Regions from separate parts of the Homo sapiens genome. Here all the other regions are linked to region 1. Evidence: chromatin loops called from intact Hi-C (ENCODE). Cell type or tissue: MCF 10A. All regions are shown on one strand. Links, peaks and the distances in the headings refer to the core of each region. The heading gives the core; the rest is flanking DNA. Region 1 has its middle 82 kb from the start of ZNF678. Region 2 overlaps SNAP47 (synaptosome associated protein 47). Region 3 overlaps JMJD4 (jumonji domain containing 4). Region 4 holds the start of C1orf35 (chromosome 1 open reading frame 35).

Region 1 (7,723 bases), core at 1,155-6,154:
AGCAAAGTCTCAGGATACAAAATCAATGTGCAAAAATTACAAGCATTCCTATACACCAATAATAGACAAACAGAGAGCCAAATCATGAGTGAACTCCCAATTACAATTGCTACAAAGAGAATAAAATACCTAGGAGTCCAACTTACAAGGGATGTGAAGGACCTCTTCAAGGAGAACGACAAACCACTGCTCAAGGAAATAAGGGAGGACACAAATAGAAAAACATTCCACGCTCATGGATAGGAAGAATAAATATCATGAAAATTGCTATACTGCCCCAAGTAATTTATGGATTCAATGTTATCCCCATCAAGATACCATTGACATTCTTCACAGAATTAGAAAAAACTACTTTAAATTTCATATGGAACCAAAAAGAGCCCATGTAGCCAAGACAATCCTAGGCAAAAAGATTGAAGCTGGAGGCATCATGCTACCTGACTTCAAACAATACTACAAGGCTACAGTAACCAAAACAGCATGGTACTGGTACCAAAACAGAGATATAGACCAAAGGAACAGAACAGAGACCTCAGAAATAATGCCACACATCTACAATCATCTGATCTTTGACAAACCTGACAAAAACCAGCAATGGGGAAAAGATTCCCTATTTAATAAATGGTGTTGGGAAAACTGGCTAGCCATATGCAGAAAACTGAAACTGGATCCCTTTCTTACACCTTATACAAAACTTAACTCAAGGTGGATTAAAGACCTAAACATAAGACCTAAAACCATAAAAACCCTAGAAGAAAACCTGGGCAATACCATTCAGCATAGGCATGGGCAAAGACTTCATGATAAAACACCAAAAGCAATGGCAAAAAAAAGCCAAAATTGACAAATGGGATCTGATTAAACTAAAGAGCTTCTGCACAGCAAAAGAAACTATCATCAGAGAGAACAGGCAACCTACAGAATGGGAGAAAATTTTTGCAATCTATCCATCTGACAAAGGGCTAACATCCAGAATCTACAAAAACTTAAACAAATTTACAAGAAAAAATCCCCATCAAAAAGTGGGCAAAGGATATGGACACTTCTCAAAAGAAGACATTTATGCAGCCAACAGACACATGAAAAAAAATCTCATCATCACTGGCCATCAGAGAAATGCAAATCAAAACCACAATGAGATACCATCTTATAGCAGTTAGAATGGTGATCGTTAAAAGGTCAGGAAACAACAGATGCTGGAGAGGATGTGGAGAAATAGGAACACTTTTACACTGTTGGTGGGAGTGCAAATTAGTTCAACCATTGTGGAAGACCGTGTGGCAATTCCTCAAGGATCCAGAACCAGAAATACCATTTGAACCCAGAAATCCCATTACTGGGTATATACCCAAAGGATTATAAATCATTCTATAAAGATACATGCACACATGTTTGTTGCAGCACTGTTCACAATAGCAAAGACTTGGAACCAACCCAAATGCCCATCAATGATAGACTGGATAAAGATAATGTGGCACATATACACCATGGAATACTATGCAGCCATAAAAAGGGATGATTTCATATCCTTTGCAGGGACATGGATGAAGGTGGAAACCATCATTCTCAGCAAACTAACACAGGAACAGAAAACCAAACACCGCATGTTCTCACTCATAAGTGGGAGTTGAACAATGAGATCACATGGACACAGGGAGGGGAACATCACACATCAGGGCCTGTCATGGGGTGGGGGGCTAGGGGAGGGATAGCATTAGGATAAATACCTGATGTAGATGACAAGTTGACGGGTGCAGCAAACCACCATGGCACGTGTATACCTATGTAACAAACCTGCACGTTCTGCACATGTATCCCAGAACTTAAAGTATAATAATAAAAAGAAGCAACTAGGATGATACAGGTGAGCAGTGAAAAATGGCAGCACAGAATCAAAAATATGCAGCCTACCAGTGAAAGTAGACATAGCAGGAGTTGCACACAGATTGGAACAAGCCAATTCAAATGTATGTATCTGGCCTCACAAGTGGGGAAAATAAAAATGCCCTGTACAAGATTAGGGAAGGCTTGGGGAGTGGAGCATTGGGATGAAGAGCTCTGGTTTGCAGATGTGAAGGTTGGGCACCTTGGCATGAGGAGTCTCTGGAAAGTGATGGTGGCAGGGGCCAGGTGGGTTTGGTTAAGGAGAGATGGGAGGTGAGAAGCGGGCACCAGGGCATGATGCTGTGAGCAAATGAGGACATCTCTGGGGGAGTTTTGGAGAGTGGGATGAGAATAAAGGAAACACAGTCATATTGGGGAAGATTTCGGGCAGAGGGAAAGTCTTCAAAAAGAGGTGATTGCGGGAACAGTGTTCTGCGGAAGTGGGACAGGATCAACCACACTGATAAGAGAGTTGGCATAGTGGGAAAAAGGAACTCTCTCTCATTGACCCAGGAAGGCAAGTGGTATCAATGAGTGTCCACAGGTTACCAGCTTAGCAGTAAAGGCAACAGGCAGTTGAGGGCTTGCCAGTGCTGTTTCAATGCTCTCTAATATCTATAGAACATTAACCTGGGGCAGGAGGTTCATTCTTAGGATACTTGAGAGTGTGGAGTTTGGGTGCAAGGGAGAAGAATCTAAGAATACATTGTGTTCAAGAGCCATTTTGTTTTTGAAAACACTGTTGAGTTTGGGGAACACTGCCGGATCTGAGTTGCCAACCTAACTTTCAGATACTAAACAAACTCTTAAAATGAACTGTTTTGAAAACACAGTTGGGTTTGGAGAACGTTGTCAGATCTGAGCTGCCAATCTGATAACCTTCAGACAATAAGCTCTCATAAAATGAACTGTTTTCCTTTTGTCTTGATACATAGTTCAAATGATATATAGACCATATGCTTCTGCAGAGCACCCTTTGAGGTAACAACACCTCACGGCTTACCTCCATAACCTTTACTCAACTGTTCACTTTACCAAATTCTTTGCAGGTAGATGTTTGATAGATGTAAAATACTTCATGAGATTTTCTCACAAACTGCTTGGCAAGTTTAGGGAATCCCAAGGATCAGAGACTGACAGCTGTTACTGCCTTTAAGCCAACAGAATTGACAATGTTGCAGATGATGTAAGACAGAAAATAAGCTGGGTGCAGTGGCTCACGCCTGTAATCCCAGCACTTTGGGAGGCTGAGGTGGGTGGATCACGAGGTGAGGAGATCAAGGCCATCCTGGCCAACAAGATGAAACCATGTCTCTGCTAAAAATACAAAAATTAGCTGGGCATGGTGGCACATGCCTGTAATCCCAGCTACTCGGGAGGCTGAGGCAGGAGAACCTCTTGAACCTGGGAGGCAGAGGTTGCAGTGAGCTGAGATCGCACCACTGCACTCCAGCCTGGAGACAGAGCTAGACTCCTTCTAAAGACAAAACAAAACAAATCAGAAAATAAATTTTCATGAAGTGATTGTGGGGATAGGAAAACTAGGGGCTGTGAGAAGGGCCCTTCTCTACGCGGGTGTTCCTTATCAAGGCACTGAATATGGAAACATCTTATGGCCCCAAAGACCTGAACGTGTCATGCTGTTCTGCACAGCAGCCACTGGGAGGCTCTCTTGGCTAGCTGTTCAAGCTAGCGCCACAGAAGGATTAGTTATTGTGAAAAGGAGAAGATAGCAATGTACTCAGTATCCCCTGGGTTTTATACAATCAAGCATGACATACCTGTGAAATTCCTATCTACCTGCAAACTAGATATAGCAACACATTGCACAAGGTGGGCACTGAAGTATTCATTTAACAACTTTAATGCACACTGGGCCTATGCATGTGCTGCCTTTTATGGGTGTGAAGGTAATGACTCCTTCTGTCTTCATGATACCCTTGGCTGAGATGTCCAGTCATTCCTGTGATCAAAATTGGACTGGAAATTTCTAAGGACAGAGTAGATGGCAGAGACATCTGACTTACAACTGTGATTTGATCTCTTGCTTTGGCTGACTAAGCAAAATCTGAAGAATATAAAAATAAAAGGCATTTATTTTCTGGCCAAAAACAGAAGTAATCTATCATTCATGCATTCTTATCACAGCAGCTAAATTGAACTAAAATAAAACATCAGTGCTCTCTTTGCAAATTTACCTGGAAAGGATCTTGACTTATGCTGAAATTGACATTTGTCCATCTAACTGGAAAAGGATTTCCTTGGGAGTCATTCTTTTTGCCTCCAAGATTATGCATGATCAAGCTGTACAAAGTGGAAAACTGTCAGATCTTCAAGGATATCCCAGTAAAAGACATGTGAGTTTATAAGGTTTTGTTAAACTTTCTAACCGTTTTCAAATACCTCATTTTTTCCCATAAAGTTAACACTTTAAAAATATTTTGAAAGGTAACATTGTACAGATAATGAAGATAGGTATAAAACTACCTAGTTTTTCTATCCAGATTCAGTATAACAATTCATATTTTTTCATTATTAATGAATAAGTCTTGATGTGTTACTGTTGCAGTAATCTGCTTGAGAAATTGAAAAGTATTTTCCAGTATTTATTTTTGGCAAGCATCTTACAAGTGTATTACCAGAACAACACAGTACAATAAAGATTTTTATGGCTTTCTACAAGCTGTCAGTTTTAGTCATTTTTTAAGGAGTACATGTCTGGCCTTTGAAATAATTGGCTACTGGAGAAGTTATAACTTCAATGAGTTATACCAAACTTACAGAGTGAAAAAGGATATAAGAGAGTACCATAAGCAACTGTACACCAAAAAAATTGAATAACCTAAATAAAATGAACAAATTTTTAGAAACAAAAAACCTACTAAGACAGAATCAGGAATAGAATAGCTTAATAAACCTATTCATCAAGGAGATTCAGTATGAACATTGCATCAGTAACCAAAAACCCAGCAACAAAGAAAAGCCCTAGACCAGATGGCTTCACTGTTGAATTCTACCCAACATTTAAAGCAGAATTAATACCAGTTTTTCTCAAACTCTTTCAAAAATTTGAAGAGGAGGTAACATTTTCTAACTCATTCTATGAGGCCAGTATTACCCAGACACCAAACACGAGAAAACTACAGACAAACATCACTTACAAATGCTGATGCGAAAATCCTCAACAAAATACTAGCAATTTAAATTTAGCAGTACATTAAAAGGATTATACAACATGAATGAGTATAATTGACTCCTGAAGTAAAAGTATGCTCCAACACATAAAAATCAATGTAATATCACATTAACGTAAAGAAGAAAAGAAAAAAACGTAAAGAAAAATGTGATTATTTTAACCAAAGCAGAAAAAAGTATTTATCAAAATTTAACCCACTTTCATAAAAAATACTCAAGAAACTATAAACAGAAAGGAAAGACCTTAACATGTTATACATTAAAAAAAAAAAACACACGGTTAACATAATGGTGAAAGCTTTTATCCTAAGAGCAAAAACAAGGATGCCTGCTTTTACCACTTCTATTTAACATAGTATGGAAGATTCTAGTTAGAGCAATAAGGCAAGAAAAAGAATAAAAAATTCCAACTAAAAAGAAAAGGTAAAAGTATCTGTTTGCAGATGATATAAACTTGTATATTAAAAATCCTATAGTTTTTGTGAAAGAAACTGTCAGAAGCAATAAATAAAATTCAACAAAGCTGCAGGATACAAAATTAATACATAAAATCATTTGTATTTCTACAATAACAATAAACTATATCATTTATGATACCATCAAAATAATACTTAGAAACCAACTTAACCAAGGTAATGAAAAACCTGTACAGTGAAAACTATAAACATTGCAGAAAGATATTAAAGATGACTCAAATGAAAAGACACTATGTGTTTATGGATTGGAAGACAAAACCTTGTCAAGATGTCATTGTTATCTATAGTCATCTACAGATTCAATGAAATTCCTTTAAAAATCCCAACATTTGCAAAAGTAGAAAAACCTATTCTAAAATTCAGACGAAATCTCAAAAAAACCCAAGAGTCCCAATCTATATTAAAATAAATGAAGTTAGAGGATTAACGCCTCGTGGTTTTGAACTTACTACAATGCTTCAGTACCCAAAAAATGTTGTACCAGCATAGAGACAGACATAAAGACCAAGGCAATATTGGTCATAATTTTCAACAAGGGAGCCAAAACTATTCAATGAGAAAGGACAGTATTTTTTAAATAGTGCTAGAAAAACTGGATATTTACATGGAAAAGAATGATGTTGAACCCTTACTTTACACCATGTACAAAACAATTAAAAATGGATCAAACATCTAATTGTAAGAGCTAAAACTATAAAACCCTTAGAAGAAAGCATAGGGAAAAAGTTTCATAACATAGAATCTGGCAACAATTTCTTGGATATGACAGTGAAAGTGCAGGCAACAACAACAAAATACATAAAAATAACTTTATTAAAGTTAAGACCTTTTGTGTGTCTGAAGATACAATCAATAGATTGAAAATACAATTCACAGAGGGGGAGAAAATATCCACACATTATATATCTGATAAGTAATTAATATCCAGGCTATATAAAGACCTCAGCAACAACAACAACAAAATCAAATTTAAAAATGAGCAAAGGTTTTAAAATACACATTTCTTTAAAGAAGATATACAAATGACCAGTAAGCACAGGTGAGGTGCTCAGCATCAATTATCATGAGAACAATGTAAATCAAAAGCACAATGCAATACCAACTGACACATATAAGTATAGCTACCATAAAAAAAACAACCAACAACAAACCAAAACAAACAACAAAAACCCAGAGAACAGCAAATGCTAGATGTGGAGAAGTCAGAACTCTTGCATACTACTGGTGGGAAAGTAAAATGGCAGAGCTACTATGGAAAACAGTAATCACCATATGATCTAGCAATTCTACTTCTGGGTATATACCTAAAAGAACTGAAAGCAGGAATTTGCACAGATATTTGCACACCCATGTTTATAGCAGCACTCACAATAGCCAAAGTGTAGAAACCACCAAAATGTCCATCTATAGATGAATGGGTAAGCAAATATAGTCAATACATACAATGATATATTATATTCAACCTTAAAAATAAATTTTGATAAATGCTACAACAAACCTTGAGAAGATTTTGCTAAGTAAAATAAGTCAGACAAAAAAGCAAATACTGTATGCTTCCACTTATATGAAGTACCTAGAGTAGTCAAATTTATAGACATAGAAAATAAAATAGTGGGGGTCAGGGGATGAGAAGAAGGGAAATGGGGAGTTATTGTTCCATGGATAGAGTTTCAGTTTGGGATGATAAAATAGTTTTGAAAATGGATAGTGGTGATGGTTGCACAACAATGTATTTGTACTTAATGCCACTAAATTATACACCTCAAAATAGTTAAAGTGGTCAACTTTGTTATGCCTATTTTACCACAGTAAAAAAATTAGCAAGTATTTAAAAATCTACATTTTTCTTTGAACTGTCTCTTTATATCTGATATGGTTTGGCTTGGTGTCCCCACCCAAATCGCATCTTGAATTGTACTCCCATATTTCCCACATGTTGTGGGAGTGACCTGGTGGGAGATTCTTGGATCATGGGGACAGTTTCCCCTCTGCTGTTCTCGTGGTAGTGAATAAGTCTCATCAGATCTGATGGTTTGATAAGGGGAAACCTGTTTCACTTGGCTATTATTCTCTCTCCTGCTGCCACCATGTGAGACGTGCCTTTCAATTTCCACCATGATTGTGAGGCCTCCTCAGCCTTGTGAAACTAAGTCCAGTAAACCTCTTTC
Region 2 (7,723 bases), core at 1,360-6,359, 280 kb after region 1:
TGAAAGCCTAGTAAGTTGTCACATGAGCAGTGCGTCTCTCATCTCTTTTGGATTGTGTAACGCGACTCACATTGGACCCCAGCCCAGAGGACCTTCAGTCCCCTTTCAGTTTTGAGATTCCTAGGTATGAGTATGATTTTTCTTCTTTCTTTGTCAATATCAGTTTCCTTTAAGATCTAATTTGCAAATTAGTCACCTTTAAGAAAATCCCCTGTGCGTGACCAGGTGCCACTTTGATACACAGAATATTTCTGGACCCGGCCCCGGCCATTTAGATCAGGCTCCTGCCTGTCCTTCTGCCTGCTCAGAAGCATCCTACCATCCTCAGCAGTGCCCCGATGGTGGTGGCTCTGCCCACGTGTATTTCCAGCAAACAGTTAGGGTGCTGCCTGTCTGAAATGGGGTAGATCTTGGAGGGGATGTCCCAATCATGTGGAGAGGCTGGCGAGGGACTTTTGCCTGGGGTCCTGGGGATTGCACCTCCCATGGCGTGTTGCTGCCCAACAGCAGCTCTAGGTGTCTGCTTAGGCCAAGTTACCGTGCACAGCACCCAGGGCTGAGCGTCCTGGTCCTGCCATGCCCCACTGTTTCTGGCTGTGCTCAGGGACGTTTCTCCCTTGGCAGTGCTTCCCATGGGTTGAGGTGGGAGCAGGCCTCCTGCCAGGGAGCCCAAGAGGCAGGGAAGCAGGTTGTTCACCTCGATCTCACTTTTTCCAGGTTAGAGACTGTGAGTCAGGGGAACTTTCTCCAGATGAGGGACGTCTCAGATGTGGAAGTTCAATTCCCTTAGTCTCTCTAGGAATTGTTCCTTTCTCTGTGGCTCCAGGGGCCATCCCATTCTCACATTTGAGTTCTGGGATATTGCTGGTGCTGTGCCTTTGTTTCTGGTTTTCAGCTGAAGGAGTGGAGCCAGCTTGTGTCTATGGCATGATTTTGGAACCAGAAGTCTCCACGTTCATCCCTAGAGCTTCACTATAGGGCTAGGAGTCATCACTGTAAAAGAAAACCTAAAGTCATCACTGTAAAAGAAAACGTGTGAGTGTGGCTCTTGGCAACTAAAACAGACCATCTTGGGTGCAGCCAGCACAGGGCACCATTTTGACATTTCACATCCATCTACTGCATCAAAAATCTTACAGTCACTTAGAGATAAGTCAGGGCAAGGAAGCCACGGAGTGCTCACTCATCTACCTTCATCAAAATCCCAAACGCCAGTCAGCAAACTGTGCACCTTTTGTTTTAATTTGGATAATGATACATAATCTTGACTAAGAATGGCCTATAAGAAATGCAGGATGTGTACTGTAAACTCTTGCTGAGGTCATATAATGTCTTCCCATTGATGTATGGGATACTGAAGCCAACGGCAGGTCTAGTAACTGCAGTTATTTTAAAGCAGGGGTTAATGTGATATATTGAGATCTGCAATAACTAATGTGATGAGACTTCTGTTGGTGACAGTCAAAGGTTCAACTAATACTGAAGCTGTCTACAGTCAGGATGGAAGGAAATGCCACATTCAACTGGAAGTTAGTGAAAGTAGCCATGATTTTCCCCATGTAATCTTGCTAATAATTCTAATAGGCTGGCCCATGGCAGTTAGCTTAGGTGCAGTGCCACAACCATGGCAGCCATTCCTTCAAATAAGCCCCTCCTTCTCTCCCCCCAGCATACCCACTGATTCTGTTCTCTGGAGAACCTGACTGACGCAGTCACCCTGCTGGGCAGCATGGGGAAAGAAACAAATGAGCTCAGGGTGCTCCAGGAACAGCCTGGACGTTTCTGGATCTGCCCCAAGGGAAGCCCTTAGCTCCTGTAGCTGCAGGACAGAGCTTTGTGAAAACAGAATCTGGAGTCTCCTGCTGCAGATGGCTGAATTCTAACTGTGCATGGCATCTGCTGTGACATTGAGGGCATGACCGAGAAGGAATGGGACCCTGAGAACCCCAGTGTAGACGCATGGCTGCAGTCTGCAGAAGCTGGGGACGCTGAGTCCCTGAAGGCCACAGAAACTTCCTGGCCAGTAGAGGTAGCCCTTCCTCCCAGTCTAGGGAGATTCATCCTGCAAGACGTGCCGGGTTCTCCTCAGCTTCTGTCCCCACACCTGTAGATGCTCAACTAGACTCCAATCCCAGCAGAGGCTGAAAGACAGGGTGCAGAGTGTACTCTGAGGAGGAGGTGCAGTCGGCACCAACAGGAATCTGGAGCATGCGGACGAGAGTGGGTGTTGAGAGTGTGGGTGGTGGGGAAGCATCTAATGCTGAGTCTGGCTGAGGCTGGGGGAAGGGGCCTGCTAGGCAGAGCTTCAGTTGTCACGTGTGCCTGCTACAGTATGGACAGCGCAGACGTAGAACATTCCATCACTGCAGAAAGGTCTGTTAGATAGCTCCCTAGACAGTAAGTACAGGTTTCATTTTGAATCAAGATGACCCAGATCAAGGCAGCAGGGTGTGGGCAGAGTGATATTCTAGGCAGAAGGTGTGCATTTTTGCTGTCTTTTTGCTGGTTGGCTTTGCATCTAGATGAATGTTCTCACTGCTGGCCCCCAGCTTTCTCTTCTCACACTGGAGATAAAAGTCCCTGTGCCTCCTGCTTCATGGAGTGCTTGTGGAAATGAAGTAGAGTAAAATGGCAACATGCTTTACAAAGGTTAAAACCGTTTTCCAAAAAAAAAGGTATTACTCCTTAAAAATGAACTGATCCAGTTTTCCATGTTTTGTTTGCTTTTTCAGATTGCTGACAGAACTGGAATCTCCTGCTTGGTGGCCCTTTAGCTCCAAGCTTTGGAAGACACCACCGGAAACAAAGCCCAGGGAAGATGTCTCCATGACCAGTTGTGAACCCTTTGGGAAAGAAGGGATACTGATAAAAATTCCTGCTGTTATTTCCCACAGAACAGAGTCTCACGTTAAACCAGGGAGGCTCACCGTCCTTGTGTCTGGGTTGGAAATACATGACTCCAGTTCTTTGCTCATGCACAGGTTTGAAAGAGAAGACGTGGACGACATCAAGGTCCACTCACCTTACGAAATTAGCATCCGCCAGCGGTTTATTGGAAAGCCAGACATGGCCTATCGTTTGATATCTGCCAAGATGCCAGAGGTTATCCCCATTTTAGAAGTGCAGTTCAGCAAGAAGATGGAGCTGTTAGAAGATGCATTGGTGCTCAGAAGCGCAAGAACCTCTTCCCCCGCAGAGAAGAGCTGCTCAGTCTGGCATGCAGGTTAGTGACCGACAAGGCAGTGAGCGCGTGCACAGACTTCTAAAATTACAGGCAGACTCAGCACGCCTGTGGGAAATGCCTAACAGATGCGTCACCTAGAGCAGCTGCTGGCCTCCAGCTTGCTAGAGACAGCTCGTTTGTTTATACATAAAAACAATTCCAGACCATTTTCCTTGTACTTGACATCTGTGAATCTGAAATCACTGAGAGTTAACTGTACACTTGATAGGTGCGTGAATTCCAAAGCGGTTGGTACCATGCTTTGGATACAGTTTATCCTCACCAAAGCTCATGTGGAAATTTGGTCGCCAGTGTGGCAGGGCTGGGAGGTGTTTGGTCACAAGGACTCTGCCCTCTGGGTGGCTCAGTGATGTTCTCATGGTAGTGAGTGAGTGCTCCCTCTGGGAAGCCTGGATGAATTCTGGGAATGCATTAGTTCCCAAGAGTGGGTTGTTAGGAGGCAGGATGCCCCTCTGATTCTGTCTCTTTGCCTGTGTCCGCTTCCCCCTTGAGTGTCTCTGCCACAACACGAGAGCCCTTGGTGGAAGCCAGGGCATGCCCTTGGACTTCCCAGCCCACAGAACTGTCAGTTGACTAAAGGTCTGTTCTTCGTAAATTACCCAGTCTCAGGTGCTCAGTTATGGTGATGCAGAACCTGCTACGACACAGAAAGGGCTTTCAGAATGAGTGCATCAGAGCAAAAGGAAGCTCCTGCTGTTGTCTCTGTCATCTCCCCTCATTTTGATGTGGGAACCAGCACCTCAGGATTGTTACTGGCACCATCTCCACTTCCCCTGGTGGGGCCATTCCCATCACCCCTACTTTGCCCACTCTTGTTTCCCTGGGCATTTAATCTAGGTTTTCCTAGCCTGGCGCCCAAACATGCTATTAGGGATCTGTGTGTTGGAGAACTGTGCAGCGTGGTTCTGTGTGTTTGTGGCATTCTCAGATGTGTGTGGAGTGGCCATGGTACCTTCCCGCAGACTCCATTGTAGATTGTGAATGCTCAGCTGGCCTGTCCTGGGGGCCGGGCTGAGGGGCAGACACCCTGGGTCTTGGCACGTCCACCACGTTTGGCCTACCTCCTCCCTAGCACAGGACCGAGGCTTATGTGCTAGGAGCCGCCATGGTCCTGCCCGTCTGATGGGAGGCTGGTGGCCTCTTGGTGTTATTCTTGCCTTTACCCTTTCCTTGGTTAGGAGGTGGGGCCTCTGATGCGTTGTATTTGTTTTGGCCCTGCAGGTTTTGCTCTATGGATGGCCTGTTCTGTTTTCTTCTTTCCTCATGTGCTTTCTTCCCCCACAGATGTGCACGACTTTCCTACTATCCTAGTCCATCAGCCTTGGCTGGCTTTAGAGGCTATAGCCACTTCCTCTAGAGTCTCTTCCTCCCTTACAGAAATCTTTTATCTTGCCATGGTAAAATCCACCGATTTTCCCCTGCAGTTTGTCTTCGAGCTCTGATTAAGAAATCTGAATGTCATAAAAGACTCCATTTTCTAATATTAGCATTATAGCTAATACGCATGCATGTATACATATGTACACATGTGTATCAATGCCTATGTATTGTGCATGTATGTGACATGTACGTCCACACTATAATGCGTGTCTATACGTACAGCATGTAAAGCTGTATTCTTCAGGATTTTAAATGCCAGGTGTCTGTTAAAAGTAAGAGATATTTGCTACCCTTTCGGTTTCTCTAATTTTTCTCTTAAGAGAAAGATTTCAGTTCCTATAACCTGTTTCTCTAACATGAAAATGTTTTGCTTGCTATTCCAGATGGCTTCAAGTTTCGGAAAGAAATACACATAATAATAGATTGAGTCCCATGAGCCCCAGGGCTGAATACACACCCTAAAAATGAAAGGTGCACACCTTAGATATGCAGCACGTAGTTGAATCACAGAAAACCTACCACCTTTCTGTATATGTCTTAAAGTCAGGGGTTGCAAAGAGAGGCATTGACCCCTATGGAATGGAGCATGTGGTGTGAAATGTAATGAAATCCATTGATCAAGATGAGATCAAAGGTCACCATGAGCTGCTGTCACTAAAGTGCAGGCCTGAACCCGAGTGTCCTAGTGGGAGACAGGCTACAGAAGCATAGGAAGCAGAGGTCTTCACCCACATTCAAGGTAAATGGTACAGGCGTACTCCTGCACGTGGCTTCAGGGAGGAGGTATGTGACGTGCTGTGGACTGGTGGTGTGGGGACTGAAGAGGGGTCCCTGGGTATGTGTGGCGTCAGGCAGGAAGTTTGTGACATTCTGTGGAGTTCAGGACTGCTCTCCAGGGTCCCAGTAGAGAAGCACTCAGTGTGTTTAGTGGCCCTGCCATGTTGCCGACCTGGCTGCACCGTGGTGGCGAGCACTCCTGTGTTCCGCAGGCTGGTGTTTGTAAGTGGGTTCCTGCAATCTGTGCCGTTTGAGGTCAGAGGGCTATCACCTTTTCTGGGGGCCTCAACGTGCATTCAGGATTCAGGACTGATGGCGTCACCCTCCCTGCTCGGCTAGGAGGGCCCCCTTAGTTCAGGTCACCTGAGTGTGGGTTGTAGCCACAGCGAGCACCGTCTTTTCACTTGCACAGCTGCACCCGGCCCGTGGTGTTTTGAGTACCTGGGGCAGCCATCTTGCCATGTGGCACACACAGCACACAGTCCCACAGGGACCTGCTGCATGTGTGAGATGGACTGTTGCTCCTGTGGGGGACTGTTGTGCCACCTTTCCGTGCTCACTTTCACCCCCATGGGCAACCTGGCCTGTCCAGGTAAGTGCTGGTCTCATGGGGGCAGCTGTGCCTCCAGAGGGTGTTCTTGAAGAGGCTCCATGCAGGGGTTGGAGCGTGTGGTGCCCTGCCTGGTGCTATGTTAGCAAGAAGGCGGCGCCCCGTTTGATGGGAGCTCAGTAGTCTGTGGGGCACTTGTGGCTCTGAGGCCTTGCCTCTGCCTGCCGCCTGCTGCTGTTGTCCATGCGTAGGCACAGGGACTCTGTGCCAGCTTCCCTGTGTTTACTGCTCTCAGCTGGAAACTGTGGGCTCCCTGGAGGTGGAAACCATGACGGATGTCTCAGAAATCCCTGCCTCTGGGACGAGCGCTGGTGCACGTGTGGCCACAGGGTGGCAGCCTCGCGACACCGGATGGGCGCTTGTCAGGGAGGGACACCCGGGGCGGGGAGCCTTTCCAGAGACCTCTGCAGGGCTGCGTGCCAAGTGCACGTTTTATTTTATTCTAGACACTCGTCCTTGCGTTGAGGAGCACCCAGGACCGCACAATCACCCTCCTCACATGTCTCTGGGCCCTGTGGCTTCTGACAGCCTTCTGGAGGCTGGGCCAGGGCTTGCACAGCAGCCTCTGTCTCAGATTTTCTTGCAGTCGGCCTGGGCTGTGGTTTGGGAGGAAGGCCACAGGGTGAGGTTTCCTTCCCACACATCCTACCAAGGGACATGCACAGTATTTTCTTTTTCTTTTTATTTATTTTTTTCTTTTAGAGACAGGGCCTTGCCCTGTCATCCAGGCTGGAGTGCAGAGGTGCAATCATAGCTCACTGTAACTTCAATCTCCTGGGCCCAAGACATCCTCCTGCCTTGGCCTCTCAAGTAGCTGGGACTATAGGCACATATCACCATGCCCAGCTAATTTTTTTTTTTTTTAATTATGGGGTCTTGCCGTGTTGCCTAGGCTGGTCTTGAACTCCTGGGCTCAAGTGATCCTCTCACCTCAGCCTCCCAGAGTGCTGGGATTTCAGGCGTGAGCCTCTACCCTGCTGTGCACAGCGTATTTGAAGGCTGTTTGATCACTGAGATTTTTCTTTGTCACTCACTGCCTGTCTTGGGGGTAAGGCCTGCCTGGGCTTCCAGCTCCCTGATGACAGCCTTGCCTGTACCTCTGCTTCCCCGGGCCGTGTGTCTGTCTGCACAGCAGCACCAGCAGCAGGACAGGGCAGGAGGCAGGCGGATGCAGTGGGCAGTTAGTAAAGGACCAGAGCATTGGGGTGGCTGAGGTTGTCTCTGCAGTTCGTTAGTGCCAGGCGTCTTTTGAGGCAGGGAAGTTCCCACTGGAGCTGAAGCACCCAGGAGCCTGCTGTGGCACCGCGGGCTCGGGTTGGGCTGACTGGGGAGCCTGGGGGTACTGCATCAGCTGGCCTGGAGCCTATCAGAGGATGCCGCTCAGCCCCCACCTGCGCGTGCGTATTGGTTGAGTGGGAGATGGAGCACACAAGCTGCTGTCTCCTCCATTCAGCTCCCTACGCTGTCCTTACCTGTGCGCTAGCTTCACAGGCCCACTAGGCCCAGCAGAGGCCTTTCCTGGGTGACAGGTGAGTGTTGGAGGCCAGGGCTGAGGGAAGGGGCTTGCTGGAGACAGACAGGCTGGTGGCCCAGGTCCCCGCTCCCAGGCAGGTGCAGGCAGCCCCTCCTCAGCACTGGCAGTGAAGACAGAGCTGTGTCTTGCACAGGGGCCTGTGGCCTCAGGGCACTCTCTTTCCAGATGACCAAGACAT
Region 3 (7,723 bases), core at 1,732-6,731, 250 kb after region 1:
CGCTCAGCCTTGATCTTCCCAGGGCCCTCTTGCCCCTGTGAAAGGAAAATAAATCTCAAGACCCTAAACTAAATAAGCCAAACGGAAAAGTCAGTCTGGGAACTGGGTCACACAAACCTGCCTCCCATTTCGTGTCTACATAAGATAGCTACAAAGATTTAAAAAAAAAAAAAAGCATCGCACCTCTCTCACAATTTGCCCACAAATTGTGGGCTCCAAGATTTTTACCCTAAAACAGTTCTGTTTCATTTCACCCTGACAATGTAAATTGATAGCTTATATTCACAGGTATGGAACAAAGAACAGAACTCAAAGTCATCCCTCTGCCTGAGATATATGCATATCTGATTGCTTCCTGTGCCCTATGTTTATTTTATCTTATGCAAAAATGCAGATTCACCAAGCTAGATAAATGTGTGACTATTTCTCTACCCACCCCCCCAACGTAAATTGTGTATTCATTGAATGGCTGATCAAAGACTCAAAAGGATGCAACCGCTTGCCTCTTATTTACCCACACCCTTTTCACAATTCCTTCCTCAATCCCCAATACCCACCCTTTTCATTTTAAATGTTGAGGTCCCCAGATCCTCCTTGGAGAAACCATGGGCCACAGTTTTTCCCGTGGTTCTGTATTCTTTTCTATTCCACATCCTTAACCTTGGAAAATAAACCTCTTAAAGTGATTGAGACTTGCCTTGGTCATTTTTTTTTTTTTTTTTTACACCTCAGACTTGGAATCCCTAATCCCCCTTCCTCAGACTCCCGGATCCCAGGGCTTTCTCTTAAACACCCATTGGTATCACATCTGGGGGTACCTTAAATACAGGACAGTGGGGAGGGGCTGGGTAGAGGGAAATGTTGCCTGATATTCTGCCCTCTGGGATATGGATCATCATTTCCTCCCTTTGTGGGCCTCAGGCTTCTATCCATAAAAATGGAAATAGGAACACTCATTTGGTTGTGTAGACCTTACCCAGAGCCCACCTCTAATAATATAAAGGCCAAGAATGCAATCCCCTTTTTTCCCCAAGAAGGTAAAGTCCTCAGAGCCAAGGAGAGAAGGCTCAAGGATGATAACCATGTATTGTAGTGTAGAGAGCACCCTTGACTTAAGTAACCCCATCTTAGAAAAAAGACTCCATTTTACATTTCTTAGGACACTTTGACAACAAGGATAAGATATTTTGCTTAATAAATTTTAAAAAAAGGCCTGCATCCAACCATATAAGGATATAAACAAGCATACTCATCCACTATCAGTTCTCACCAGTGGACTCTGTTGTCATAAAAATAGCAGGCCATCAGCAGCTCAAAACAGCTGTCTTAACTAACACCATCTTGCTGGCACTCATAATAAGAACTCGACATCTGCTGCCAAAGCCTCTGTCTGCCCCATCAAAGATTCTTTCTTGCAAGATTGATGGACTGCCTGGCCCAGACCAGAAGATTCTCTTTGTCTTCATTTAAGTTCTCCTCGAACTGGTTCTTTAACATTTTCTCCTATCTCTTCTCTTGATGTTAATGTTACTTTGTTGTCAAATGTTTAATCTATAACATTTACATATTAAGTATACTATTAGGTAGTGTTTGCAATATTTACTGACTTGTGGAGTGGCTTGAGCCTGTGTGCCTGTGGCTCTGACTACCTAGTGAACGGGAACTACTAAGGAGAATTGCCTCCTCGGGAACTCCATGTAGCTTGTGGCTTTTGTGATTGAATAGAATCAATAAAAGCCTGACATTGTGGAAAGACACATATATCCATGGGCTTCCTTGTCTCTGACCTTGCACCACACTTGAGATACAGTTTTCAGTGTTCCAGTTTACATGTCTGTCATTAAAGTTATTTCTAATTATTTTGCTTTTGAGTTTATTGTAAATAGAAGGCTTTTTAAATTTCATTTTCAATGCTCATTTCTTAAGTGCAAAAATATAACCAATTTTTTGCATCTGTTAAGTTTGCTGAATTCCTTTATTCTAATATGTTTTAGTGAATTTCTTACATTTTTCTAAATATAAGATCATATCATTTGTGAACAAAGATCATCGTACTTCTTCCTTTCCAATCTAGATGGCTTTTATTCATTTCTGTTGCCAAATTGTCCTGGTTAGCACCTCCAGTACAATGATAAACAGATGTCATTAGAGTGGATGTATATATCTTGTTCCTGATCTTAGGACATTAGTATACAGGCTTCCACCACGAAGCATGGTGTTAGCTGCAGGGTTTTCTTTCCTTTTTCTTTTTTTTTTTTTTTTTTTTTTTGAGACAGAGTTTCACTCTTGTGGCCTGGGCTGGAGTGCAATGGCACAATCTTGGCTCACTGCAACCTCTGCCTCCCGGGTTCAAGCGTTTCTCCTGCCTCAGCCTCCCAAGTAGCTGGGATTACAGACATGTACCACCATGTCCAGCTAATTTTGTATTTTAAGTAGAGATGGGGTTTCACCATGTTGGTCAGGCTGGTCTCGAACTCCTGACCTCAAATGATCCACCCATCTTGGCCTCCCAAAGTACTGGGATTACAGGCGTGAGCCACTGCAGGGTTTTCATGTGCCCTTTAGCAGTCTGAGCATATTCCCTCCTGTTCTTATCTCGTTGAATGTTTTCATCATAAAGATGCTGGATTTTGTCAAATTTATTTTCTGCATTTGTTAAGATGGTCATGTGGTTTTGTTTATGATTGTATTGATATGGCATATTATATTAAATGATTTTTGGCTGTTAACCAATCTTGTATTGGGAGGAATCCAACTTTGGCATGGAAGATAATTATTTCTATATGTTGCTGGATTCTGTCTTCTTGTACTTTTTTGAAAAATGTTCCATCTTTAGTATGGGGACAAGAGTCACTCCTCTTAGATTCTAATCTGCCACACTGATGCCTAACTAAGCATGAGTCTGGGAGTGCCTCCAAGATGTCTAGTTGAAGTCGTACTCTATGTAGAAACACCTATCTACCGTAAGTCTCGCCATTCCTCCAAAACAACCCTCGATGCTACAGCATACATCATAAACTGTGATGCCCATAGCACTATTTCAGTTGCCTGCACATTCCTTCCAGGACACATATACTTTTTCCCCAAAAATATATAAGCCCTGAGTCTAGGGGGTAACAGTGCAGAGATCTACCCGTCTTGTGGCTGCCCAAGACCATGCTTCTGTGAGTTCCCCAAAAAATCACCTCCAAGTGACAAACTGGATTTGTCTGCCTCATTCTTTGGTTTCTCAGTTCCTTCTGTGTTTGGGAGTCACTTTGCATATATGGCCTCTTCAGAAAACATAGTCTCAAAACCTCACACCAAAGACCAATGACTAGCAGAAATTCTTGAGCTTGCAGGATGGCACATAAGAAAATAAACAACTTGCTGAAACCCTGAAACTCCCCCATGTTATGATATCAAGAAAAAAAATTGAGGGAGAAAAAAACAGGGAGACACTGTCCCTACAAAAAGTAAAAATAAGTCTAGCGTGGTCGGGCATGCTGTGGTCCCAGCTGTTAGGGAGGCTGAGGTGGGTGGGTCGCTTGAGCCCAGGAGTTCCAGGCCACTGTGCCCCAGCCTGGGCAACATGGAGGGAGGCTGTCTCTTAAAAAAGAAAAAACTGCCTGAAACCAATTGGAACCAATATGGCCAGCCGGAATTTCCACAGAATGAGCTTGTTGACTTCATGGCCTGAATTTCGATGCATGTTTCATACTAACTCCCCCTCAGTTTGCACATGGGACCCATGAGGTGACGTGAAGAGATAACTGCACATACCTGGGAACTTCTCAGACCTCCTCGTTTTCTTTTTCTTTAGAGACAGTCTCACTCCGTTGCCCAGGCTGGAGTGCAGTGGCACAGTCTTGGCTCACTGCAACCTCCGCCTCCCAGGTTCAAGCGAATCTCCTGCCTCAGCCTCCCAAGTAGCTGGGATTACAGGCCTGCGCTACCACGCCCGGCTAACTTTTCTATTTTTAGTAGAGACGGGGGTTTCATCGTGTTGGTTAGGCTGATCTCGAACTCCTGACCTCAGGTGATCCACCCACCTCGGCCTCCCAAAGTGCTGGGATTATAGGCCTGAGCCACCACGCCCGGCCATTCAGTGTATTTTCTAATGTCCCTTTTCATTTCTTCTTCGACCTTTTCATAAGTTTGAAGTGCACTGATTGATTCCACATATTTAAGTTGCCTGGAGTTCCTTCTGAACAGACAGCAGCCTGCCGGGCTGGGAGAACAAGGACCTGGGGTTGTACAGTCTGTGGCGCACAGAGTCCCTGCTGGAACCACAGGCGGTGAGTCAACGGGCACCTCCGGGCTAGGAGGTTTTCCCAGGCTCGCCTCATTGCTCCTGCACCTGCAGGGTTCGCTGGACCCTGGGCGTCCCGCTGCCCGGAACACAAGGGTAGGGAAGGGTTGTTACTGGGTTTCTTGGCTGGGGCTGCAGGGCCGGTGCTTGCCACCGGAGCGGGGGGGGCGGGCCCCGCTGTGCTCAGAAGGGACCTGAAGCCAGGGAAGCCCCAGGGTCGTCCTGGGCCCCGCCGCCCGCCCTGCCTGCCCCGCCTGCCCCTCCCATCCCGTCCTCTCCCCGCCTCCCTCCCAGCCCCGCCCCACCTGGCTCTCCCGCCCCGGTCCCGCCTCCTTCCTCCCGCCCCTGCCCTCTCGATCCAGCCTCCCGCCCCCTCCCCGCCTGTCCCTCCCGGCCCCGCCCCGCCTCCCGCCCCAACCTAGTGCCCGACAGGAAACCTCCCACCTGGCACTGCCCCCAACCAAAGTCATGAGGGCAAGGCTCCGGTTCCTGCCCTCACAGGGTCCCAGAAGCAAGGGCAGTGAGGACCTGGCCCACGTCCCTGGCACGGGCTGTCTGATTCTCCTTCGCTGTGGCGGGAAGATGGCCGGATTTGAAGGTAATACCCAAGACCCCGATTCCCGACAGGAGAGGCGAGGGGAACGGTCTCGGGAGCAGGCAGGCCCTGCCGCGGAGCCGAAGGCCTCCGATGGGAGCAGGCACGCATCTCTGAGTGGGGCCGCGGGGGTGGACACTCTGGTGCCTTCACGCAGGGGAGGGGGGCGGCAGGCTGCAGAGGAAGGCCAGGATCCACGAGCTGCGGCTCTCTAGGTGGGGCGAGGGGTCCAGGCGGGGTCTGATTAGGGCGTGGGGCCCCAGGTGGGGTCTATCTGGGGTGTGCGTCTGCAGGATTCTGCCCGTGGATTTTCCTCTAGCTTCAGGACAGGGTTTGGCTCTCCCAGAGGAACAGGGTAGGAGCCCAGCTCCAGCTGTTTTCCTGTAGGTCAGAGCCTGCAGTGGGAGGGTAACTGGGGCCTGTGGAAGGGGACTTCTGGGGTCAGACCCCAGGCAGGAGTGAGAGGCCCAGGTCCCTGGAGTTCCTGCCTCCAGGGCTGCTGACTTTGGGGGTACAGACAACAGGACACTGGACATCTTGGTCCCTACCCTTGGCTTCTAGGCCAGTGGAACAAGTCACTGACTTGGAAACCAGGGCCTGCCTTCTTTCTGCCTGGGGACCCAAGGTGCAGCTGGTAGTTGCAGTTCTGTGGGACGCTGGCACAATCACCTGCCAAAACCACCCACAGTGGTGGATGGGGGACAGGGCTGAGGTTGACACTCTGGAGCATGGATGAGCAAAGGGAAGGATGTGGCCTTGGATGTGGCTCTCAGGGATGCCCCAGACCTGGGATGTGGGCTTCAGGGTAGCTGGCCAAGGAGCTGCCCCTTCGGCTGGGTCAGCAGGCGGAAAGGCACAAGCATGAGGATGGTCTTGGTCCCTGGGGGAGGCACCTTCTCCGGAGGCCACAGCCCCCAGGATGCAGGGAGCCTGGTTTTGCCACAGCCAGCAACAACTTGACCTGGGGCTCCTGTCTCCACCTCCATGGATTCCAGCCAATCACAATTGCAAGCCCAGGGCAGGGCAGGCACGTGCTGGAGGAGCCCCTAGGCCCCATCATGTTCCCTCACTCTGTGTCCTCCCAGGCTAGAGTCTGTGCAGACAGCAGGGCCTGACTTTTCCAGCCTTCCTATGGGGGCCCACAGGTCCCACTCCCCAAGGAATCTGGGCCACTGCACGCCCTCACCCAGGCATGGTGGGGTGCACAGCCATTGTCCCCACACTTGCAAGTATATCCATCTATGTGCAGCTCCCACGTAGCCTTAGGTCTTGAGCATCTGCATTGTTTCTCTGACCCCTTTCCTCAGGAACACTAGTTAGCTGCAGCCTGCCTGTCCTTTCTCACACTTGATAGGGATGACACGCAAAGGGCAGGGGCTAACCACCGCACATCTGCAGCTCCTCACCTCGTACCCCAGGAGGTTGGTTCCCAGGGAGACGTGGCCTGTCAGGCCTCTTGCAGAGGTGAAATTCCCTTTGCGAAGGCCCTCACATGTGCTGACAGCATGCCTCCCCAACCCCGGACAGGATCCCAGGGCGGCATACTTGGGAAAGGGGCATCCTGCCTGACACTTCAAACTGCTGTCTAGCCACACTCTGCACAGCGGCTGCCCCACAACCCACCTGGCCCTGGTGTCAGCATTTTTTTTTTTTTTGCCAATCTGGAGTGAGGTATGCAAAAGGAGTCATGGTCATTGACTATGGAGTCATCGATGCCGGCTGCAGTTCAGCCGTTGCCCTGTGGAGGGCTCTATCTCCCCCCACAGAGCTTCTGGCATTTGCTGTTTTTGCTGCATCTGTAACAGCCCCAGCCTGAGATTCTCAATGCCTGCTTTAACCAAGAAAAAGTGACTGAGGCTAGCAGGGCTCTCGGGAGCGTCTGTGCACTGCCTCCTGACTGCGGAAGCATGAGGGTCTTCACATACAGTTCAGGAGCGCAGGACCAAGCAGCCTGGATGGTAATGGGCTGCGACCTGTGCTACCTTGTGCTGCCAGTTCGCACTGGGCCCTGGCTGCCCTGGGGTCCACAGTGCTGCCCTCATCATGACAGAAGCTGAAGGACAGGTCACCTCAGCTGCCTGCTGGCAGTGTCCGAGGCACATACCCCCACTCTTGGCCTCAGGTGTGCCTGTGTGGCAGGGTGCCAAGAGGCCCAAGCTCAGAGGTTACCGGAGGGGCTAAATGGGTGAGCCACGCCCACACTCAGCCTGGGCCTGGTCCTGGCAAGGCTGCAGCCGTGCATGTTTGCTACCTCCCCCTCCTCCCCGACAAAGCACCTTTGCTGCCCGTGGTTTGGGCAGCGCCAGCTCCATCTGTAGGAGGCCGGATGTCTCAGGGCATTCCCGTACAGACCAGGGGTCCCCGGGAGCTAGCAGGGGGGCCCAGCATACAGGTCCCTGGAAAGCTGTTGGCTGGAGCGCATTCATTCGACAGACACATATGAAGCACCTACTGTGTAAAGCTGCCTTTGCAAGCACTTCACATGATTCACTGAACAGAGCAGACAGAAACCCCTGCCCTTCTTGGGGGCTTCCATCCTAGACAAGTGCCAGCGGCCCCAGTTGATGCCACGGGCAGGCAATGTGCATAGCCATGGCACGTGCCGTCCCTGTGGATTCGGATGCCTCCTCCCCTGCTGGGGTGAGGCAGCCAACCAGGGGCCAACTGAAAAAATGCTGGACTCTCGGTCAAGGACAGGGCTGGGAGAGTGCCAGTCTCCACAAACTGTGGATCCACTAGAGGGTTCAGGCCTGGGGCATCCTCTGCAAGAGGATCCCACGAGAGTCCATTCCCCACCACAGGCCTCCGCTGCTCACTGCTGTGCCTTGATCGGCCTG
Region 4 (7,424 bases), core at 1-5,000, 620 kb after region 1:
GGGCCCAGCCAATGAGACCTGGGCCATACAGGGCAGGGGTCAGCAGGCACCATGGAAGACCTCAGCCTCCGTCCTTCCCTCCATCGGCCTGCTGCTGAACCCCACTTTGTATAGCTGGCTATGGGGCAGGGCCACTGCTAGCATACATAGGGCTTTGTGCCAACCAGGGAATGGTCCCTGCCTGAGTGGGCACAGCCCCCACCTCTCCTCAAGATGCCATGCAGCAGGGGGCTGCCAGTCTGGGGGTACCTGTTTCTGGGATGGGGCCATCAGCAGGTCTAAGGTCTGCCTTCTGTTGGGCAGAGTCCCAAAAGAGAGGGCTGCCCTGGCTAGGTGGCCCAACCTTCATCCCCCTTGACAGCACCCAAGACAGCACAGTCTCTACTCCAGTAGCCACCCGAGGGTGAGGGCAGAGGTCAAAGCCACAAGCTACACCTTGGCCAGGGCCCTGAGGAAGGTCTGCATAACTTCCCTTGAAATCAGAAACAGGCCAGGTGAGGGAGCTCATGCCTCTGATCCCAACACTGCAACGCTGCATTGAACTGTGATGCAGCCCAGGTGCCATCTGTCTTTATGCCATGCAGCCTGGTGGCCGCACACATCCTGAACAGCCCTGATCCTTCTTAGGGTCAGGCAGAAGGGACACCCAGCCCACTGCCTCTGGAGAAGCGGAGCTGAGGGTTGGGGTAGCAGGCAGTTGGAGGAGCTCCCCAACCCCCACACCCAATTGAGGCTGTGCCTCCACAGACTGCAGTCTTTGACCTCACCTGTCGCAGGGATAGGGCTCCCTGCCCCAGGTTCCCACATTGCCAGCTGAGCACCTGCTTCCAGGGCCTCAGCCCTCCCTGGGTTTTGGTGGGGGCTCTGGGCACACATGGGAGGACTACATTCCCCCAGGACATTAAGAATCAGATGGGCACCGGGGCTCACACCTGTAATCCCAGCACTTTGGGAGGCCAAGGCGGGCGAATCACCTGAGGTCAGGAGTTCAAGACCAGCCTGGCCAACACGGTGAGACCTCGTCTCTACTAAGAAATAACAAAAATTAGCCTGGCGTAGTGGCAGCGCCTGTAATCCCAGCAACTCAGGTTGAGACAGGAAAATCGCTTGAACCCGCGAGGCGGAGGTTGCAGTGAACTGAGATCACACCATTGCACTCCGGCCTGGGCAACAAAAGTGAAACTCAAAAAAAAAAAAAATCACCAGGTCTCAGACTCCTGGGAGACAGACCCCAGCTCCGACGTTCCAGTGGGATCTCATTAACCCCTGATACTGACCTTCCAATTTGATATACCTTCCTTTTAAAATATATTTATTGAAATACAAAGAGTCAATATAAAGAAAAATAGAGGTCACCATACTTGGCCACAGTTAGACCGCTCATAGGCCCATGGCTGCTGCAACCATGGGCAGGACACAGAGGGAGTCCAGCCTCTACTGATAAATCTGGGCAGGTTCACCTTCGCAGGCCAAGCCAGGGGCCATCCCTGGTATGCGAAACCTGGAGGTTTTCCAGGAAGCCGGCTGCTCCAGAGCTAGCTGTCAAGTCTTTAGCCCCACAGGCTGGTGCCCAGAGCCACTTCCACAGGAGCAGCCTCGGGCTTCACCCACACCCAAGGAGCTTCCGAGGCAGGAGGCAAGCAAGGTGAAGGGAGGGTTCAGGGTCCCACAACAGCAGTGAGCAGGGTCCAGCCATCAGGCCTCAGAGCCTCTGTCATGCCACCTGCGAGACGGGCTCCTCCTGTCCCCACTGTGTCCCCGCTTCCTCCTCTTACAGCAGGGGGAGTTGGAGTCGGAGTCATGGTGGTGGTGCCTGGGCCTGGGGAGACCAATGGCAGTCAGTCACTCGGAAGGAGTCAACCAGGCCCCCACCCCCAAGAGGCAGATATGGACCAGGGCATACCTCTCAGGAGATGTGGGAGAGGAGGTGGCCTCAGCTGGCCGCCTGTGCTCTTTGTCTTTCTTCTTCTTCTCTTTCTTGTGTTTCCTCTTTTTCTTTTTCTTCTTCTCCTTCTTGCTTTTCCTGTGGCTCTCACAACTACAAGGAGGATACAAGGTGTGCCTCAGACCCTAGTCTTGCAAGCCAAGAGAGTGAACACAAGCAGGCCCCATCCAGATGAAGCCACCACCCACAAGTGCGTCTTTAAATCAGTTAAATCAAACTACAAATTCCACTCCTCAGTTACGTAGTCACGTGGCCAGTGGCTACGTGGGTTAGAAACAGATGCAATATCCCCATCTCCACAGCACGCCCCTGCCCCACCCCAGCCGTGCCCTTGGCAGGTTGACACCTTCCTACCTGCACCCACCAGGCCACTCTTAGGGTCAGGCCCAGGCTCACCATCCAGGAGAAGCCCTGGAGGTGCCACCCACGGCAGGAAAAGGCCCCGCCCCAGGTCCTGAGTGCCCTCCCACGGCACAGCGCCCGACCACTGCCAGTACTTAGGACCTCTCTTCAAGGGTGACCCGAGAAACTCCCCTAGAGAAAAACCTAGGAGTAACTGGGACAGGAAGTAAAGTAGGGCAGGCCACCCGCCGGGCCGGTGCGCCAAGAGAAGCTGCCACCTGCCCGAGTGGGAGCCGCTCCGGTCCTCCCGAGACCCCCCACCCCGGGGCACAGCTAGCCCAGGTGGCACAGCCTCACCTGCTTTCCGTCTGATCCTCCGCCCGCGGCTTCCTCCTGGCCGAGGCTGCCGAGGTCCCGGGCCCGCCGCTCTCTACGCGGTGATGCTGCGGGAGAAGCGAGCTCTGCGGAGGAGTCTGCGGGCCGGCCCCACACCACGCCCCGCAGCGCCCCGGGGAGCTCCGTTCAGTGCCCCCGCCCCGCCCCACCCCTGTTAGCCCCTGCTGCGGTCAGGCGGGGCGGGGGATTACCGTGAACACAGACAGCCCCAGTTTGGCGGCCTCCTTGTCCTCTCGGGACATCGCCACGCGGCCCACGGAGCCACTGCAGGGACATGGCGATGAAGACAGTACGGCAGGGGTCCGCCTCACCCGAGCAATCGAGCCCAGTGCTGCCCTCCCCTGGAAACCCGCCCGCACCTTGCGCTCCCCAGCCCCAGCAGCCGGTCCACGCCCTTCTCCTCGGGGTCGCCTCCTTCCCGCTTGCAGACCTCCGCGAAGTCCTGCAGGTGCGAGAGCACAGGGAGCGCTCGAGTCGGCCCCACACCCACGGCCCTCCACGCGCCCCCCACCCCGGGGAGTTACCTCCTTGCTCAGGCCCGTGGGCTGCTTCTTCACGTTCTTGTAGCCACTGCGAGAGGGCCGGGGCAGGCGTCAGGACGGACGGACCTCCTCCCACCACAGGTCCTCACCACTCCAGCCTTCGTCCTCAGGGTCCCGCCCGCGCGAGTCCCCGCAGCCCCGCTCCCGCCCAGCCCGACCCCCAGTCCCCGGCCCCGGCCCCACCCTGCCCCGGCAGCGCCGTCCCAGGCACCGACCGCTGCCGTCCGCGGACACTCACAGGGCGGCCAGCAGCGCCTCGCGCTCCGCCTCCCGCACGGCTGCCAGTTCCTCCTCGCGGCTCGGGCCCGCGCATGGCGCCCGGCCCTTGGCGTACCAGGTGAGGTCGCGGCCCTTCTGCCAGCGGCCTACCGGCGCCATCAGCGAGTTGCCTGCGGACGTAGACGCTGTGAGTCCAGCGCCCGCCCGGGATCCCGGAGCCCGGAGCCCGGAGCCCGCCCACCGCGCGCACCCACCCAGGTAGTTCTCCCGCTGCTTGTCAGTCTTCACGTCCTCCCAGTTGAACTGGTCCTGCCCGCCGCGCACGCCTCCACGACTGGAGCCGAACATGGCGCCGGGAAGGCAGTTGCCTGGGGCCTGCGGCTTGCAACCTGCAACCCGCAACCCGAGACCCGCTACCCACTACCGTCGGACCCAGGCCCGACCCCGCCTCCGCGTCGCGCGCCGTGACGTCACTCCCGCGCCCACTCGGCTTCGCCGCGCGCCTCTGCGCAGCGCACTGCCCCGGATCTGTGCTCCCGCGCATCACCTCCACGTCGGCTTTGGGCGCCTGCGCACTGCGCCTACCCTGCCGGGCGCGGGAACGCCTCTGAACTGGAAGTTTAAAAATGGTTAAAACGGGGCCGGGCGGAGTGGCTCTCGCCTGTAATCCCAGCAAGTTGGGAGGCCGAGGCGGGCGGATCGCTTGAGGTCGGGAGTTCGAGACTAGCCTGTCCAACATGGTGAAACCCGGTCTCTACTCAAATACAAAAATTAGCCGGGTGTGGTGGTGCACACCTGTAATTCCAGCTACTCAGGAGGCTGAAGCAGGAGAATCACTTGAGCCGGGAGGCAGAGGTTGCAGTGAGCCGAGATCGCGCCACTGCACTCCCGCCTGGGCGACAGAGCGAGACTGTCTCAAAAATAAGAAGTTAAAATGGGCCAGGCGCGCGCGCGCCCCTGTAGCCCCAACGCTTTGAGGCTGAGGCGGGAGGATCTCGAACCCAGGACTTCGCGCCACTGCACTCCAACCTGAACGAGTGAGCGGACCCTGTCTCATAAAAAAAGAAAAAAGAAAACACACAAGATGCGCCTAGTTAACACCGCCAATTGGTCACTGCTAGTCGCGATTCCATATCGGGAGCTTAACAAGGTAATGACCTTAATGATTTGTGGAATTTCTGAGTATTACCCAGTAAACTTCTGGATGAACCAGCAGCTACCCAGACACCCTCAGAGCACTGGTCCTATCCCTGCCGTGTTAAACTGAATGTGCACCCTAACTCCCATGTGAAATCCTCACCCCAAGGCGTTGGTGCTTCGGAGGTGACTAGGTCATGAGGACAGAGCCTTCATAAAAGGGACCCCAAGAGCTTTGTGCAGCTTTCTACTGTGTGAAGGCAGCGGGAAGGAAGTCTGCAGTCTGGAAGAAACCCCTTACCAGAACCTCAGCGTGCTGGGCACCCTGATTTTGGAGGTTGTGACGTACCCCTGCTTCCCCTTTCCACTTTCATTCCCAGTGCTGACTGAGAAACAGAGTCCCTTGGCCACTCTGTGACTTCGCCAACTGTATAATTTCCTCTGCAGACTTGAACCCGAGCCATAGCCATGAACGTTCCCAGGCACAGATGACAGTAACTAGGTTGTTGCTCAAAACACAGAAAGAAACTGGACTCAGCCTGAGCCAGATTCCTCAAACCCTCATATAAATTCCATTCACCAACCCCCTCCCCCACGGACATACCTAGAGAGAACTTCATTTCTCTCACTGCCTATTGCAAGAACTGCTGCAGCCCACTCTGTACAAAAGCCCCACGAATAAATGCTCTGGGCGAATCACCCTGGCATGCTCAATCTGTAGAATCCTAACCAGCCCCATCTCAGGATGGTGTGGGGCACTCCCTTGTGGGAACTCTACTGCCACCACTTTTGGGGCAATTCCAGCCACAGGTTGAACTGGATGAAATACAGGTCTACTGTCCTGTGGGAAATTTCTGTTTCTTAGTGACCCAGTCCATGGGTCAGGCTGTTAGAGCAGGCTGGCAGACAGCCACACGTCTGGCTCATCTATCTACTTAGCAAGTACTGGCTGCCATCTCCCTCATGAGGCACTGCATGAGCTTTCATCATGGAGCAGGTGCATGGCGAGGGCAGAGCAGCAGGCCACAGCCAGGCACACAGAAGGTGACTGGCCGACTCCCAGGAAGGCTCCCTGGGGTGTAGGGCATCATCTCCTGGGTGCCATTGCAGCTTGCCAGGCCAGGGTGGACTTGGGCCATGTGGGCAGGGCCCAGCTGTGGAGTCTGACCACTGACTGGATGTCAGGTGTGGTGGAGAGGGGATAGCAGGGCCAGGTGGACATTGGGCAGGAGTCCAGGACGGCTCTGAGGCTCTGGTCTGGGCAACTGTGAGGATGAAGCAGCCACCTGTCAACATGAGGACCAGGTTTGTGGGGAAGACCTGGTCAGTTTTGAGCCCATTAGCCTGACAAGCCGTAGGCCACAGGAGGAGGGGTCACCAGGGTGGAGGTTGCATGGCCTGTGCCTGCTGGGTGGAGGCCCAGCTGGGGGCACTGGTCACAGTGGTGTCCTCTGTGACAGCAGCGAAGCTGGACCCAGGAGGGTGGCGGTCAGGGAGTGGAGGGGCAGTGGAGATCCCAGGGGAACCCACTATAGTGGGAGGAGGCTGGGTAGTGGAGGGGGGGGGCCAAGTGAGTGCACAGAGTGGCCGGGCAGCTGGCTCTATATGCCACAGGGATTGAGCCACAACTTCAGAGACGGGGGCTCCAGGGAGGCTGCTCAGGAAGTAACCCTGCAAGGCAGAGTCCCAGGCAGCCACACAGCCCATCCACGTGAGGTCAGGCACTGCTCGGTCACAAGGACAGGGGCAGGGCCAGAGGACATCCCTTGCAGGCTCTTCTCAGCAGAGCTGAAGGCCAGCGGGATGAGCAGAGGGCCAGGAACAAGCTTAAGGGGCAAGGGATGGGCCTGCAAGGTGGGGACACTGCCCAGGCTCCTCAGTTATAAGCACTGTCATCACAGGGGCATGACAGAACACACTCCCACACCTCCCTGGCAATCCCAGAACACCACTGCAAGAAGTCTTTGTCGGGCACTCCAGGTGTCAGAGAGACAGCCTGCCAGGTGGGACCCAGTAACATCCCAGGACAGGGACAGGAAGCAGTCTGGGCCCTGAGCTGTCCAAAACCTGGGTTGTTGTGCGTGTGGAAGGTGCCTGCACATTAGCTGGAGCTGGTCCTGAGTTAAATCAGCCTCTGGACAGATGAAGCAGGGTCCGTGGATCTCCCTGGGCTGTGTGTAACTGCAGTGCTCTGCAGACCCCATTAAGAGTCAAGGACAACCAGGGCTGGCTGCTCCTCTGGGGACCCTCCCAGGGCAGGACCTTCCCTGGGGCAGCCTGGGAATGCAGGGCCAGGGCAGGGAGCTGCAGGCTGTGGTCCAGATGGTCCTAGGACTGCCCCACCAAGGTTGATGCCTGAGTCCCAGAACACCCAGCCCCTCCTAGGAACCAACCTGAGGGCCACTGTGCTGTCAGAAGGGCAGTCACCTTGGTGCCCCTGAGGCTGGGAGGGCAGAGCTTAGAGCTTGGTGGTGTTGGGTACTGCCCACATGGTTGTCCACGTGCACCACAGCCCCAGAGCAGTGTCCAAAACCCACAGGTTTGATCTACACCAACCCTCACCCTGCTAGTCCACTGAGCTCTCTCTGTGCTTGAGCTGATGCCTTTCAGGGGATGAGCTGCCAGTCTGGGGCACACACCAAGTGGGGAGACAGACACAGACTCCAGGTGGCAGCTTCAAGAACGAGTGATTTAAGAACAGCCCTCCCATCTTAGCAATGTCCCGGGGTGGCTGGAGCCACGGTCACTTCTTGGTCCTGGTCCAGAACTGTCGGTAGCGCTCCACATGCAAGTCATCACTGAGCTCCTGCTCGTACTCCTTCCTCGACTGGAGCTGAGCCTCA

Evidence for each region. Peaks named below come from ENCODE experiments on the same cell type or tissue, not always from the same donor. Only the 100,000 strongest peaks of a DNase experiment are listed, where the experiment ranks them.
Region 2: it touches region 1 in a loop (12-fold over the local background); 41 of 110 quality-filtered maps call a loop at or near these places.
Region 3: it touches region 1 in a loop (9-fold over the local background); 18 of 110 quality-filtered maps call a loop at or near these places.
Region 4: a loop joins it to region 1, with 6 times the contacts of the local background. A loop is called at or near these places in 3 of 110 quality-filtered maps.

What each region holds. Positions count from the first base shown.
Region 1 is chr1:227,478,176-227,485,898 of GRCh38, forward strand. No RefSeq gene overlaps it. Among named protein-coding and RNA genes, the nearest start is that of ZNF678, 82 kb to the right of the region's middle. In MCF 10A, for the core only: a CTCF peak has its summit at 3,553; a DNase peak (open chromatin) is centred at 3,556.
Region 2 is chr1:227,756,263-227,763,985 of GRCh38, forward strand. SNAP47 (synaptosome associated protein 47) reads left to right here. Exons shown (of 5, transcript NM_053052.4): 3 at 2,733-3,223. Among named protein-coding and RNA genes, the nearest start is that of SNAP47, 25 kb to the left of the region's middle. RefSeq lists enhancers at 99-148, 189-278, 2,078-2,137, 5,206-5,956, 6,140-6,289 and 1 more. In MCF 10A, for the core only: a CTCF peak has its summit at 6,341 (motif pointing right); DNase peaks (open chromatin) are centred at 3,289 and 6,349.
Region 3 is chr1:227,723,898-227,731,620 of GRCh38, forward strand. JMJD4 (jumonji domain containing 4) reads right to left here. Exons shown (of 6, transcript NM_023007.3): 6 at 7,294-7,723. It also overlaps a transcript of SNAP47 not described here. Among named protein-coding and RNA genes, the nearest start is that of JMJD4, 7.5 kb to the right of the region's middle. RefSeq lists enhancers at 4,005-4,610, 6,424-6,473 and a silencer at 4,284-4,623. In MCF 10A, for the core only: a CTCF peak has its summit at 6,621; DNase peaks (open chromatin) are centred at 4,314, 4,624 and 6,634.
Region 4 is chr1:228,099,436-228,106,859 of GRCh38, forward strand. It overlaps C1orf35 (chromosome 1 open reading frame 35), which reads right to left and starts at 3,890. Exons shown (of 8, transcript NM_024319.4): 1 at 3,699-3,890; 2 at 3,464-3,614; 3 at 3,208-3,253; 4 at 3,043-3,125; 5 at 2,875-2,947; 6 at 2,645-2,730; 7 at 1,904-2,038; 8 at 1,296-1,819. The coding sequence starts at 3,792. The coding sequence ends at 1,696. It overlaps MRPL55 (mitochondrial ribosomal protein L55), which reads right to left. Exons shown (of 5, transcript NM_181463.3): 5 at 7,250-7,424. The coding sequence ends at 7,325. RefSeq lists enhancers at 586-825, 1,936-2,656, 2,657-3,376, 3,377-4,097, 4,098-4,817 and silencers at 2,725-2,804, 3,055-3,224, 3,385-3,654. In MCF 10A, for the core only: a CTCF peak has its summit at 2,995 (motif pointing left); DNase peaks (open chromatin) are centred at 3,026 and 3,986.